2 separate regions of the Mus musculus genome follow, and region 2 is linked to region 1. The links are chromatin contacts, found by POLR2A ChIA-PET in ENCODE. All regions are on one chromosome and are shown on one strand. The core of a region is the stretch at or near the end of the contact, and the rest is flanking DNA. Distances in the headings are between cores, read along the strand shown. Region 1 holds the start of Pttg1ip (pituitary tumor-transforming 1 interacting protein). Region 2 holds the start of Itgb2 (integrin beta 2).

Region 1 (2,957 bases), core at 151-2,650:
ATATTTAAAGGGTGAGTTTTGCCAGGCAGGGCAAATGCTTTATGGTCAGCATTTGAGAGGCAGAGGCAGGCAGACACCTTTAAGTTCAAAACCAAGCTGGGCGTGGTGGCACACGCCTTTAATCCCAGCACTAGGGAGGCAGAGGCAGGCGGATCTCTGAGTTCAAGGCCAGCCTGGTCTACAGAGTGAGTTCCAGGACAGCCAGGGCTACACAGAGACACACTGTCTCGAAAAAACAAACAAAAAAGTTCAAAACCAGCCTGAACCCAGTCTCAAACAACAAAAAAAGGCGAGTTTTGGGATACAGGATACGGTAATGTAAATTTATGCAAATTCCTTGTAAAGACTAGCCGTTTTAAACATCAGCTATCTCCCTATAGAATGTCAAGGAGTAGAATCCTTACACCTAACACGTGGTGGTTGGTAACAGGTGAAGGTTCGTGCCCCCCCCCCTCCCCCCAGTATCGCAGCAGACACCCTTGAGACACTGGGAAGGGTCCTGGGTCTCCACAGGCTCCCCAACACTCTGCCTGGCATAAAGTCCTTACTGGAGAATCTAGCCCCAAGTTCCCCGGGGCGGCCAGGGTCAGCTCCTTTAGTCACCCTCACCAAGGTAGCAGGAGTGAGGCAGTCCCAGACCGGTCCTAGGCATACCTGGGAGCAGATAAGAAACTTAAACAGAGAGACGCGACAACTGGCAAAAGGTCACAAAGAGAAAACACACCGTGACAGGCTAGAGTGTAAAGACACCTTGAGAGAGCCTGAGCTAACAAAAATACTCTCTTGCAGCGCCTCATCAACTCTAGCGAGCGTACAAAGGTCAAAGTTGACCAAGCCTCAGTCTTGGACACAACTTGTCAGCTCCCTGATTCCCCTCAAACAAAAACAGTGCTGGAATGCAGATGGTCCCCGAGATGCTAAGCAGGTGCCGAGGCGTCGGTTCCGACTAGCCGAGTCTTTCGTGCCTCAGGGCACGACGTTAACTTCCAGCAGAGGCTGGCTGCCTTACCCAGCTTCAAGGGAGGGCGTGAGCGCAGAGGCAGCCAAGCCCGCGGGCTGGACTCCGCCCTGGATCCGACCCGGCCGCCCTCCTCCTACTCCTCGGCCCCTAGGCCCACGGGCCTTACCCACTCTCGGAGGTTCCTGCGCGGAGGCTCCGGACAGAAGCAACAGCAGCACGGCACCGAGGAGCATCACCCAGTGCGGCGTCAGCCCAAGGTTAGCAGGCGCCATGGTGAGTGCGTCGTCGGCGGGGACCTCAGGCGACTCAACTCCAACGCCGAGCTAGGATGTTTCCACAGTAAGCGCTCCGCCTCCGTAAGCTAGCCAGACGGGCGGAGCTTGCGAGTGCGCAGCCGCTGGCTCCGCCCCCTGACCTCCGCCCGCCTACGGGCGCAGCTGAGGCTTAGCACGCCTGCGCGCTGCTGGAACTGCGGGGAGGGAGCAATAACCGGAGCGTCAGAGCAGCGCGCGTGCGTAGTAGACTACTAGGCTGGGCAGTGGACAGCGAAGCTTTGCCACTTGCTCTGGAATGGAGCTGCTGGACTCTGAGGCGGGTTCTGAGGCTCAGCTGCTCTGCCTAACACAACTGCTCTGTAGCCGCCAACCCTTGGAAACCTCTGCCAGTCCTGTTAATTCTCTGCCAGAGCCGTATGCGTGTCCAGAGGGCAGGTTTTGTGGATTTACGTTAAAACAGCATCCAAGCTGTCTCGAACTTGTTACTGAAAGGCGTTTAAATCACTGAGGGAATGTGGAGGGTGTAGCTTAGATGGTAGAATTGCTTGCCTGGCAACCAATGCATGCACAAAGCCTCCGAGTTCCATCCTCAGAACCTCACAAATGAGTCGTGATAACACACACCTATCATCTCAGCACTTGGGGGTGGAGCATTGGAAGGATCAGAAGTTCAAGGTCTTCCTTAACCAATGAGACCCTGACTCAAAGAAAACAAAACAAATCCTTATTGATAGTGACTGGGGACGCAAACTTGAAGACACAGGAGCTTTGAGTAAGAGGGTACCTTCCCTGCTTGATTGTGCATGAACCAGAGACCTAGATAGCCAGACACCAAAAAGATCAATGCGGGACTCTGGATCCCAAGTTTCTCGACTCATTAAAGACCCAGACTCCAGTAGGAGTAAGCAAAATAGGATACAAGCTTGAGCCCACCAGCTTTATGTCCATTTGATACAAGCTAGTTATGACTGTAAGTGTTGCAACTCTGAAGGGAAAGGCTTGAAGCGTTCCAGCTCCACTCCTGGTGCTGCGGCAGAAGGTTTTCCCAAAGGAAGTATAACAGTTCTGCTGCAGGAGGGGGTTCCCATGGAAAGTGTCACAGGTCTGCTCTGCAGAGGAAGACTTCTCCAGCCAAAGTGTAACAATTCTGCTTTGCCAGAGGGAGGCTTTCCCCAGTGAAAGCGTTACAGCTTTACTTCGGCCAGGCAGGTTTTCCCCAGCCAAGTTCTGTTCCGGGGAAAATGTTACAGCTCTGCTAGAGAGGCTTCCTGGCAATTGGGAGCCAAGGAATACCACAAAGTCACACGACACATGAGGCACACAAGAGATTTATGGAGAGGGAAAAAAAGCAAACAAACAACAGCAACAACAACAACAAAAACAGGAGGGCAGCTAATTCTGCTAGGGTGAAAAGCAGCAGAGAACGAAGCCAAAGGCAGAGCTTATATAGGATTTCTTGGGGGTGGGGCTTCCCGTGGAGATTTCCAGGATGAGGATTGGTGGGATTTCAATTCCTGAGCTTGGGAGGACTCAGGGTCTTTGTATCACTGAGCTGGTCCAGAGCAAGGGAAGTTTAGCAGGGCCCTGGTTAGTGCAGTGCGGGATCTGGGTGGGAAATGAGTGGGACAAAGGACACGCCCCCCTCCAGTTAGTGGTCAGAGTCTCTAAGGCAAGGTTTTGTGGCCATGTATCATTGGATTGGCCAGGGCAGGGGTTCTGGA
Region 2 (2,897 bases), core at 143-2,642, 51 kb after region 1:
CCACACCCCTATCCCCAGCCCTACCACCTGCAGAGAACCACCTGCACCTGAGTGATGATAGATTGTAGCTAGCGGGAGCCTCAGTAGTCTCCACGGCTCACTCCTCATGGGAGTGAGTTTTGAAGGGAATTTTGAGTCATTATTGACTGCAGACATTTGGAGTTTGCAGAGCCAGTCAGCCCACCCTCTCATTTCCCCAGAGTTCAGTGGCCTCCCCAGTTCACACCCTTTCTCCATAGAGAGCAGAAGGCTTCCTCCCAAGCTGTGTATCAAAGATAGCCCCCGGCCCCCTGCAGCACTTCCTGCAAAGGATGATTGCATGGTTCCTCCACAATCGCAGTGAACACAATTCACCCCAGCCTAATGCATGCCTGCGGCAAGACTGTGTCCACATATGTCAACAGAGAAATGTTGGAGAAAGGAGGAGATAGGAAACTTGGGCCTCTCCAGCCCTAACTAACCCTCAGGACTTGCTCATTTTACTCCTGCTTATGGCAGCAGTCAACAATCTCTCATCTGCTCACTCACTGGTGGATGTAGAAAGGGTGTCTGTCACCTGACACCTTCCCCCTATCTGGGATATGACCCTGTGGTTGCTGGCCCCAGGCCTGGCCACTATGGTATGTGGGTGGGATTCTTGGGTAGAGGACTTCCTTATTATCTGCTATGCTGTAAGCTGGGCTGGGCATTTTGGAGCCCAGGTTCCAGAGACTTGCAGGGTAGACTGAGAATCACCCCCCCCCCCACACACACATACACACTCCCCACACGCCATTTTAAAGCAGATGGGGACAATGGACATCTCAGCAGCTCCTTCTCTTGCTCATTACCTCCAATCTGACACTCACCTTCATGACCATAAGTATCTACTTCCATTCATAGTAGGTGGGTGTCAGTATGTGACCCCTTCCCTCCCACAATCTGTCCCAGCCACCTCCACCACCACCCCTACCCCTTATCATAGCTGACCTTCCTCAGTCCCGGGCATCCACGACTATCACAGAGAGAGAATCAACACAGTCGGCTGCCTGCTGACCCACAGTTACAGATGTTCCCAGCGCTCCTGAAACTCTGCTCAGCTGTGGTACCAGGCCTCCCATCCCTGGACGTCAGTCAGGAGAGTCTGAATAGCCAGAAGCCACATGTACAAGACCATTTTTTTGACAGATAGGCAAGGTGAGAGATGGGGAAAGGCCACCAGTGCCTGTCGGGCTGGAGTCATAAAGAGAAATTCCACCGGAAGAGCCCACTTCTGAGGTGTTTCCCATAAGAGCTACCTGAACACAGGAGCCCTGCACTCACCCCCTCTCAGTCCCAGGAAGCCTCCACTCCGAGAATCTGACTGGAGATGTCTTTGCCTACTTCTTGCCAGCTGGCTGTGTGGTTGTGTCTAAAGAACACAGCCGCTGAGGCCCCCCCGCCTGACACTTCCTGTTCTAAGTCAGCGCCCAGGAGGAAGTTGAGTGACATTTGGCTGATTGGCCCACATGTGGGTATCACCTCAGCCCCTTTACACGTGGGACGTTAGAGAAGAGACACTGAGAGAGGGAGGGGCTTGTAGGCGATGACAAGCTTTTACGGCAAGAGTGGAGGGGCTACTGTTGGAAGCAGCAGCCATTGATAGCATCGAGGGGCTCTCTCACATGTCAAGAAGAGGTAGGGATTCATGGACCAGCAGGCGGAAGCAGAGGCTGATTGTGTGGGTTCTCAGTCTGGGAGAAGGACCCAGCTACAAGTGGATGGGCTGAGGTGGTAGCCCACTCGAGGAAGCAGGCGAATGGGAAGAAGGAGGCAGGGGAAGGTCCTGGGCAGAGAAATGGGGCAGAGTGGGGCATGGAGGGATGTGTTAAGTAACACTGTAGGAGCTCAATCACAAAGTTAGTGGTGAACAAAACCCCACCTGACTAGTTGCAAGAGGAGAGAGGGCAGAAAGAGAGACACCAAAGGGAGTTGGGAACCTTTAGCATAAGATTTGAGATGTCAGCCTTGTTGAGAAACAGTTAATTCTTTCCGCAACAATGTTTCATGGTTACATCCCACTACCTGCATCTTTAGAGTTACATGCTGAAATGCTCGCAAATGGTAGAAAAACATGGCAGATTTTCTTCCTTGTAATCAGGATGGGGGTTGGAGGTGGGTGTGGATACAAGACAGAGGCCAGGAGGTGACCACAGCGGAGGGTTGGGGGGGGGGGTGTTGGCTGAAGACCTGGGTGTTCATGTGTTACTCTTTCTTCGTGTAGTATGCTTGGTAGAATTTTTAAAGACATAGTTACATGAAGATAAAGCTGTGGAGTGGGGACATCAGCTATGCAGGACATCCTGGTGATAATGGTTGAGAGGGTTACAAGAAGTTAATAGCCCTGAACCTTTATGCATATTTTCTATATCTTCTCACAGTTGAAAAAAAATGTGCAAAAGATGCCAACTGTTGAAAGAACATTGTTGGAAAGCAGGTGTATCAGTTCACACTTGTAATACCAGAATGTAGGATGCTGATGCGGGAGGACCACTGGCTCAGTGGTTAAGAGCACTGACTGCTCTTCCAGAGATCCTGAGTTCAAATCCCAGCAACCACATGGTGGCTCACAACCATCTGTAATTGGATCCGATGACCTCTTCTGGTGTGTCTGAAGATAGCTACAGTGTACTCATGTACATAAAAAAAACAAATACATCTTTTTTTTAAAAAAAAAAAAAAAAAAGGAGGACCGCTGTGAATTCAAGACCAGCCAGGCAGAACTGTAAGATCCTAGCTCATAAAGGACGGGGAACGGGGGACAAAAGTCAAGAATGAAAGACCTGCACATACTTGTAGAAAATACTAACAAACACCACCAAATATCAGAAAGGCATAGTTCAGAGGCCAGGGAGATAGCTCAGAGGGTAAAGTGCTTG

What was found. ChIA-PET counts read pairs that join two places held with the same protein, here RNA polymerase II (POLR2A).
Region 2: POLR2A ChIA-PET joins it to region 1 with 30 read pairs in Patski. The contact joins the promoter of Itgb2 here to the promoter of Pttg1ip in region 1. POLR2A ChIA-PET finds 5 or more read pairs at or near these places in 3 of 5 experiments (Patski and embryonic stem cell).

What each region holds. Positions count from the first base shown.
Region 1 is chr10:77,580,098-77,583,054 of GRCm38, reverse strand. Pttg1ip (pituitary tumor-transforming 1 interacting protein) reads right to left here and starts at 1,400. Exons shown (of 6, transcript NM_145925.3): 1 at 1,128-1,400. The coding sequence starts at 1,233.
Region 2 is chr10:77,528,865-77,531,761 of GRCm38, reverse strand. It overlaps Itgb2 (integrin beta 2), which reads right to left and starts at 1,392. Exons shown (of 16, transcript NM_008404.5): 1 at 1,303-1,392.